2 separate regions of the Homo sapiens genome follow, and region 2 is linked to region 1. Evidence: read pairs that join two places in POLR2A ChIA-PET (ENCODE). Cell type or tissue: HepG2. All regions are shown on one strand. Region 1 holds the start of C1orf210 (chromosome 1 open reading frame 210). Region 2 has its middle 12 kb from the start of HYI.

Region 1 (4,000 bases):
ATGAAATATCCAGAACAGGCAAATCCATAGAGACTGAAAGCAAAGTAATGGTCGTGAGAGGCCAGGGGGAAAGGGACACGGGGAATACTGCTTAACTGGTCAGGGGTATCCCTTTGGGGTGATGAAGAAGTTTTAGAACTAGAGTGATGGTTGCATGACGTTATGAGTGTGCTAAACACTACTGAATCGTGTGCCTGGAAATGGCTAACATGGGGAATTTTATGTTATATGAATTAGGTTATGGTATATGAGCACCTTAATTTAAGAAAACCTGGCACAGTGTCTAGGACACGCTAGGTGCTCAATGAATATCAGTTGAATCTCATGATTTCCTTGCTTCAAAAATAAAGTAAAACCCTAAGCCCTCCTTGGCACCTCATTGCCCCATCCAGGATAATCCTTTCTTTCCTCAAATTTGTTTCAGAAGGGTATACTTTTGCCATTTTAGATATGGGGGATATGATGGAAACAAGACAGATGCAGAGTCCATTCCCAGAGTTTACAGGTTGGCAGGGAAACTAAAGAGAAAATCACACCCCACATGTTCAGGGATATAGGGGAGAAGGGCCACCATCTGCAGGGGTGCAGTGGAGAGTGGGGAAGGCAGGAGTCCCAGGAGAAGGGAGCAGAGCCTGCAGAGCCAGGGAGAGGAGAGGGCATGGTGAGTTCTGGGAATAGAAAAGAGTTTGGTGGCTGGGCGCAGTGGCTCATGCCTGTAATCCCAGCACTTTGGGAGGCCAAGGCGGGCAGATTGCTTGAGGTCAGGAGTTCGAGACCAGCCTGGCCAACATGGCGAAAACCCGTCTCTACTAAGAATACAAAAATTAGCTGGGTGTGGTGGCACATGCCTGTAATCTAGCTACTCAGGAGGCTGAGGGAGGAGAATCGCTTGAACCCAGGGGCTGGAGGTTGGAGTGAGCTGAGATCGCACCACTGTACTCCAGCCTGGGTGACACAGTGACTCTGTCTCAAAAAAAAAAAAAAAAAAAAGAAAGAAAATAGAAAATAGTTTGGTGTAGCTGCAGCAGAGGAGGCAGGAAAGGTGGGAAGGGATGGCCCTGAGGGTTCAGATTTCATCCTAAGATCTTCAGGGCCAAGTGTGAACTGGCCCCCACCTTCCAGCCACAGTTCTACCATGCCTTGTTTGCATCCCCTCTCTGTACCCCCCTTTTATTTTTTTGAGACAGGGTCTTGCTCTGTCGCCCAGGCTGGAGTGTGATGGCGCAATCATGGCTCACTGTAGCCTAAAACTTCTGGGCTCAGGCAGTCCTCCCCCCTCAGCTTCCCCAGTAGCTAGGACTACAGGTGAGCATTACCACGCCCAGCTAATTTTTGTGTTTCTAGTAGAGATGGGGTCTCCCTATGTTGCCCAGGCTGATCTCCGCTCATGGGCTCAAGCAATCAACCCGCTTTGGCCTCCCAAAGTGCTGGGATTACAGGCGTGAGCCACCATACTTGGCCTCTCTGCAGCCCTTGCTCCCACTGTGCCCGGCCTATCCTTGCGAATTCGGGGCCTCCAGGCCTTGGCGCGTGCGGTCCTTCCTCCCTTAGGTAGTTACGGGGAGCCTGCCCTGGGTCAGTACTGTGCTGGGAGCCACAGGCTGTCAAAGCCTGGCCCCACCCCAGGAGAGCGAATAATCACAAGATAATGAGGAATGCTGCGACAGTGGGTGCTCTGGGCATGGAAGAGTGGGGACTTGCAGGGTAGAGGGAGGACTCAGGGAAGGTGATTCCTGAACTGGAGCTTGAAGAACAGGGGGCACCAGGCCCAGAGACGAGGAGTAAAGCTAAAGGGAATCAGAGAGCACCCGGGAGAGGTTCAGAGCCTGGCTTGTGGGGTCACGGGATCCTGAGATCCAGATGAAGGCTGAGCCCCCATCCAGATCCACCCCTCACCCCCTACACAGTTACACACACATTTGTAGGCAATTTGGGAGTGTTCTTGGTCCTCCTGGCTTTGCCTGGAAAGAATGCCCTCCCCACCCGCTCTGGTTCCAGCCCACCACCCTTACAGGCCTGCAAAGCTCCCTCTTCAACTCTGGACTTTGTACCAGTCACCGGACGTTCAGTTGTTTATCAACCTGAGCACCTGCCTGCTGAGGTGTCTGCCCCTCTAGGGCCCGCTGGACGCTTCTCTGGATCCCAGCTGTACAAACCGCAAGCATTGGGGGGTGAGGGTGAGGTCTACACCCATAAAGTTCTTGGCAAAAGCTTGGGGGAGAGGTAGAATTATCCCTCCCCACTGGAGGCGCTGCCGCAGCCCGCCCTCTGCCAGACCTGCAGCTTCAGCCCCGCCCACTGCCTCCGCAGGTGAGTCAAGCTCTGCCTTGACCCGCCCACCTGTCCAGGTTCTGCCGGCCCCAGCCGGAAGCTTACTCCGCGGATTGTGCACAGTTCTTGAAGGTGGGAACAGAAGAGAAGGCCCGGGGGGGCCGGGGAGGGGGTACCCAGGCTCTGCACAGTACCCAAGGGGCTTCTGGCAGCAGGAAGGAAGCTACACATCAGAGTTGGGGTAGGTGTCTGTGCATGTCAGAGGGGTGTTTGTTGGTGGAGGAAAGTGTGACCTGGGGGGAGGGGCTGTGCGTATGGGGGATGGGCAGATCAGTGTGGGCTGTGAGTTCAGAGGCCTGTTGGGGAGTGTATATGCACCCTTGGAAGGTTAGTGTGTGTGTGTCTTCTTGGGAAGAATTCACAGGGCAGGGAGGAAAGGAATAGGAATACAACCTTAGAAACGTCAAATTGAATTCAGTTCATTCCAGTGTAACACATTCTCATGTTTTGCGGACCTAGTACTAGGATGAGGCCCACAGCAGGCTGAGGAATGAATGAGCAGCTGACCTCTCCTTCCCAGGACGTCTCTCCCGCTCCCACCTGTATATTCACTCTCACGCTCCCCTCGTTAATTTCACAAGCACCACACTGAGGGGCTGAACGCCCAGCTCCCTGCAGCGCCAGGGTACAGATCCTTCAGCCAGCCGTTGCCCACGGGGAGCTGCCCGCCTAGCAATGACTGGTTCTGACTGGTGGTTGACTGGGCAGGATGGTGACAGGTCATCCAGGGTAGGTCCAGGGACAACCTCACAGGCAGGTATGGTCTGATTTGGCCTTGACAGACTGGCGCCCCAAAAACTGAGGAGGGCGTGGCCAGGGAGCAGGAGGGTGGGTGAGTGGGAGGAGGGCATGTGTGTCTGTCTGAAGTGCTGGGGAGGGAACTGTGGAGAAGAGGAAGAAGAGTTTGGCTTGAGGGCCGTGTGCTGGATTGCAAGGCACTGTGGGGCATGGGGAGCTTTTGAAGGGATTTTAACCAGGCTAGTGATGGGGTCAGATTTGGGTTGTAGGCCCATCACTCTGTGGAAGAGACCAGAGGTGGGGAGCCCAGTTAGGAGATTATGGCTAGAGTACAAGAGGAAGGTGGCTTGGACTCAGCTGTGGCAGTGGGGTGGAGAAGAGGGTATTGTCATTCCAGAGATGTTTAGTGGAAGACATGATGGGGATTGATACCAGGTTGGATGTGAGGAGGTTGGGGGGGGTTTGAAGGCACTTGTATCAAAGAATATACTGGGGTACTCCCCTCAACTTCTCTCCTAAGTACTTCCCTAGCCCGGCTACTCTGCCCCCAAGGACTCCCCTGGTTCAGGTGCTCCACTGGCAGATATGCTCCTGCCCTAGCTGTTCGTCTGCCAGGTACTTCTAACTTTCATGCTCCTCCTCTAGATACTCCCCAGATTCAGGTGCGCCTCCTCCAGACACTCCTTTGATCCAGGTGCTCCTCCTACAGGTGTTTCCATGCCTGGATGATCTTCCTCCAGCTACTCCCCTAATTGAAGTGTTCCTCCTCTAGGTGTCCCCAGCCCTGGGTGATAATTTCCTGATTCAGGTGATCCTCATTTGGATACTCCCTGGCTTGAGCCTCCCTGTGGGGGCAGAGTGTGGGCCTCCTTTGAGTAGAGGTGAAAGGACAGGGGTTTGCTTGAAGGGCTGAGGGTAGAGGTGGGCAGCA
Region 2 (4,000 bases), 180 kb before region 1:
AGCAAAACTTGGGCAAAGACACTACTCGCCACAGAGGTTTCCAGCCAGAAAGGCAACACCCCAAGGATCCTGCAACAACTTGGAAGCAAGTAGCTTGAGAGAATGGTGAAACAGATTACTAAAGGCTCATTACAGTGCCCTCTGGAAGGCAACACCCTCCAATGTGGGGGTGCTCTCTCATAGGGTACAGTGTATGCTTTCAATCAGAAGTCAACATATGGTGCCCATAGCCAGGCTGCATAGGTGTAAGAACAAAGGGATAGTGGTGGGAGTGGTCCCTCTCACTATCATACCTAATAATCCACTTAAAGGCTTAAAGAGTATCCTTGCAATCTTAGGCTCCATGGATCTGAAGGTCCTAGTGTTCAAAGTGGTAATTCTTCTACCAGGAAAAATGACCATTGTTCCAGTGAACAGACAAATAAGAAGACTTCTTTCTTCACTGGGGCAATTGGTCCTGATTCTCAGGGGATAATTGTGTTGCTGGTATATGTTTAGGGCACCTCTTAGTCCTCTCTCGCTCTAAAGTCCTGGTCAGTGGAAAACTGTGACAACCCAATAACGTCAAGACCATCAAAGATTCAAATCCTACAAGAAAGAATGTTAGGGTCATTTCACTAGGTAAAGACACCCATCCATCTGAGGTGCTGGATGAGGAAAAAGGGAACCTGGATCAAGTGATGGAAGAAGGCAGAGGTGATTAGCAGTTTAGGCCCCATTCCCAGCTATGGAAATGGGGACTATAAAAACTGGTTTTATGTTACCTTACTGTTTGCTGCCTGTATTAGCTTCTTCTTCTTTTTTTCTTTTTAGAAAGGGTCTCACTATCACCCAGGCTGGAATGCAGTGGTGCAGCCTTGGCTCACTGCAGCCTCAACCTCTCAGGCTCAAGTGATCTTCCCACCTCAGCCTCCCAAGTAGCTGGGACTACAGGTGTGCCCCATCACACCCAGCTAATGTTTTTTCTTTTTGTAGAGATGGGGTCTCACTATGTTGCTCAGGGTGGTCTTGAACTCCTGGGTTCAAGCTCTCCTTCTGTGTCGGCCTCCCAAAGTGCTGCGGGATTACAGGCATGCTCCTGGCCTCCTGTATTAGTTTCTAGGGTTATATAACAAATTATCACAAGTTAAGCTGTTTAAAGCCATACCCATTTATTAGTTCACGGTTTTGTACATCAGAAATCTAGGCCTGGTGTACATGGCTGGATTCTCTGCTCAGGGTCTCACAGGACTAAAATCCTTGTGCGGCATGGGCTACCTTCTCATCTGGAGCTCAGGGTCCTTTTCCAAGCTCACACGATTGGGGCAGAATTCAGTTCCTGTGGCTAGAGAACTGAGGCTCCATTTCCTTGCTGGCTGTCAGCCAGGGGCTGCTCTTAGCTCACTGAAACCACCTACACTCCTTGCCACAAAGCCCTCTCCATCTTCAAGGCCACCAATGGAGAATTTTTCATGTATCACACTTCAAATCTCTTCCACCAGGAAGAGCCCAGTTCCTTTTAAAGGCTAACCCAATTAGGTCAGATTTACCCAGGATAACCTCTCTTTTCTAACTGATTTGAGAACTCAATTGCCTCTGCAAAATCCCATCACAGCAGCCCCTTGATTTGTGTTTGATTGAATAACTGGGAGAAGGTGTGTGGCACTGGAAGGTGCAGGAATTTGGGGATGCTATCTCTGAATTCTGCCTGCCACACCGCGCCTCACTTTTACCCAATTCCTTATTTGAAGAACACCAGTGGCAGTCATGCTCTAGGTTTCAGGGGGAATTATGCCAGATTGAGATTGCCTCTTGATAAAACAGTAGCCAATGGGACTTTGTGCATTCCCTTTGATGAGGACATGAATTTTTCACCCGTATCAAAGATGAAAGTGTATACTGAGGGAAGAAAGAGAACTGTGCCAGATATATTCTATTTATGCCCCCAGATCTCTTTCCTCCTCTCTCTCTGCCCAAGTAGATGGACCTGTGTTGGTTACATCAATGGCTTCCCTTGCCCTTTGGCTCTGTTTGCTTTATCAAGCAGGGAGGCCTAGCAGAAGATTAGAGGGAGGAAAGAGAGTAAGGTCAGGTCACTTATTTATCGGGCTTCCTCCTTGTAGGCTTGCCTTGGCCACCTGTGTTCCACAGCCAGGGGCTTCTGCTCCTCTGAGGGCAGCTATGACTCTCTCCTCCTGGATTCCAGTAACTCCTGCGCCCCCCATCACCCTTGTAGGCCCTAGATTGCTGCAGTATCCCCTGTATCTCCTCTAGGTTCTGCCCACACCTTCATAAATAGTCCTGTTATTAAATCTCCTGAATTATCCTAATTTGAGCGTGCCATCTGTTTTTTGTTTGGACTCTGACTGATTCAAGAACCTATTAAGAGATAGACACAGGAATGTGGCAGATGGAAATACAAATATTACTTTTATTACCATCAAAACTGATACTGGACAATATGGCTTAGGTCTGCTAGGCAGGCAGGTTTGCTAATATTTCACTCCTGAGGTCAACCGCAAGGGCCGGCTCCTGTAAAACTTGCGGGCAGGCATGGAGGCAGAGCAGGGTGCATGCTTTTTCACAGAGGGGAGGGAGGATGCAGCTGAGCTGAGCGTTTCGGCTTCTTCTTCTGCCAAAGTTACCCACCAGTTGAGTCACTCCCCATCCCCAGGGTAAGACTGGGAAGGTGGGGCAAGAGGCCAGGAGCTTTATTCTCGAAGACTCCTTCCACAAAGGAACAGTCCCGAGAGTGCCAATATTTTGAATAGTGAATGACACTTTAAATAAAATCAAAAGATAAGCAAAAACAACCAAAGGCTTAATATCCAGAATTTTTATGAAGAACGCCTCTAAACTGATTAATTAAACACTGAGAATCCAACTGATAGCCAAGCACAGTGGCTCACGTCTGTAATCACAGCACTTCGAGAGGTTGAGGTGGGAGGATCACTTGAGGCCAGTGGTTTGAGACTAGCCTGGGCAATATAGCAAGACCCCATCTCTACAAAAAAATATAAAAATTAGCTGGTGTGCTCCTGTAATCTCAGCTACTTTGGAAGCTGAGTAGGGAGGATTGCTTGAGTCCGGGAGTTCAAGGTTACAATTGTGCCACTGCACTCCGGCCTGGGCGACAGAGTGAAATCTTATCTCTACAAAAAAAAAAAAAAAAAGAAGGGGGACAAAGACTTCAAATAAGCAACTCACAGAATTTTTATTATTATGACTCCTGAGGTTGAACATCTATCCAGATACTAATGGCCAATAAATATCTGGAGAGATGTTCAACCTCAGGAATAGTTGAGGACTTGATTCTTACAAATGTTTTTTTCCCCTTCAGGTTGGTAAACATTTTAAAGACTGATGTTATCCAGTGTTGATGAAGACGTAGGGAAACAGACACTCTTAGGGGTTGTTAGTAGGCATATAAGTTGATAAAGCTGAAGGACAATTTGGCAGTGAATTTGAACCTTAAATGTGCATATCCTTTGACCCAGAAAGCCCACTTATGGAGACCTAAGCTGGAGAAATACGCATATTTGTATGCCACAAGAAAGCATATACAGGGATGTGTATTGCTTGTTACAGTAAGGATTTGGAAACAATATTGTTATCTATCAGTAGGGAAACAATAAAAACATATTTTTAATATAAACACAGTTAAAAGACTGGCTAAAGCGAGAGAGCACAATAAGGTAAATTGATTTTTTATTTCTATTTTTTTATTTTTGAGATGGAGTCTTGCTCTGTCATCCAGGCTGGAGTACAGTGGCATGATCTTGGCTCACTGCAACCTCTGGCTCCTGGGTTCAAGTGATTCTCCTGCCTCAGCCTCCCAAGTAGCTGGGACTTCAGGAGCTCACCACCACACCCGGCTAATTTTTGTATTTTTGGTAGAGGCGTGGTTTCACCATGTTGGCCAGGCTGGTCTCGAACTCCTGATCTCAAATAATCCACCCGCCTTGGCCTCCCAAAGTGCTGGGATTACAGGCATGAGCCACTGTGCCTGGCCTGATTTTAT

Evidence for each region. ChIA-PET counts read pairs that join two places held together with the same protein. Peaks named below come from ENCODE experiments on the same cell type or tissue, not always from the same donor. Only the 100,000 strongest peaks of a DNase experiment are listed, where the experiment ranks them.
Region 2: POLR2A ChIA-PET joins it to region 1 with 6 read pairs; 2 of 35 experiments call an interaction of 5 or more read pairs at or near these places.

What each region holds. Positions count from the first base shown.
Region 1 is chr1:43,283,956-43,287,955 of GRCh38, reverse strand. C1orf210 (chromosome 1 open reading frame 210) reads left to right here and starts at 2,375. Exons shown (of 3, transcript NM_182517.3): 1 at 2,375-2,512. RefSeq lists enhancers at 1,278-1,835, 1,836-2,394. In HepG2, no CTCF peak of the experiment used is centred here; a DNase peak (open chromatin) is centred at 2,055; H3K4me3 peaks cover 1,327 bases; H3K27me3 peaks cover 589 bases.
Region 2 is chr1:43,463,975-43,467,974 of GRCh38, reverse strand. No RefSeq gene overlaps it. Among named protein-coding and RNA genes, the nearest start is that of HYI, 12 kb to the right of the region's middle. In HepG2, no CTCF peak of the experiment used is centred here; DNase peaks (open chromatin) are centred at 2,004 and 3,064; H3K4me3 peaks cover 550 bases.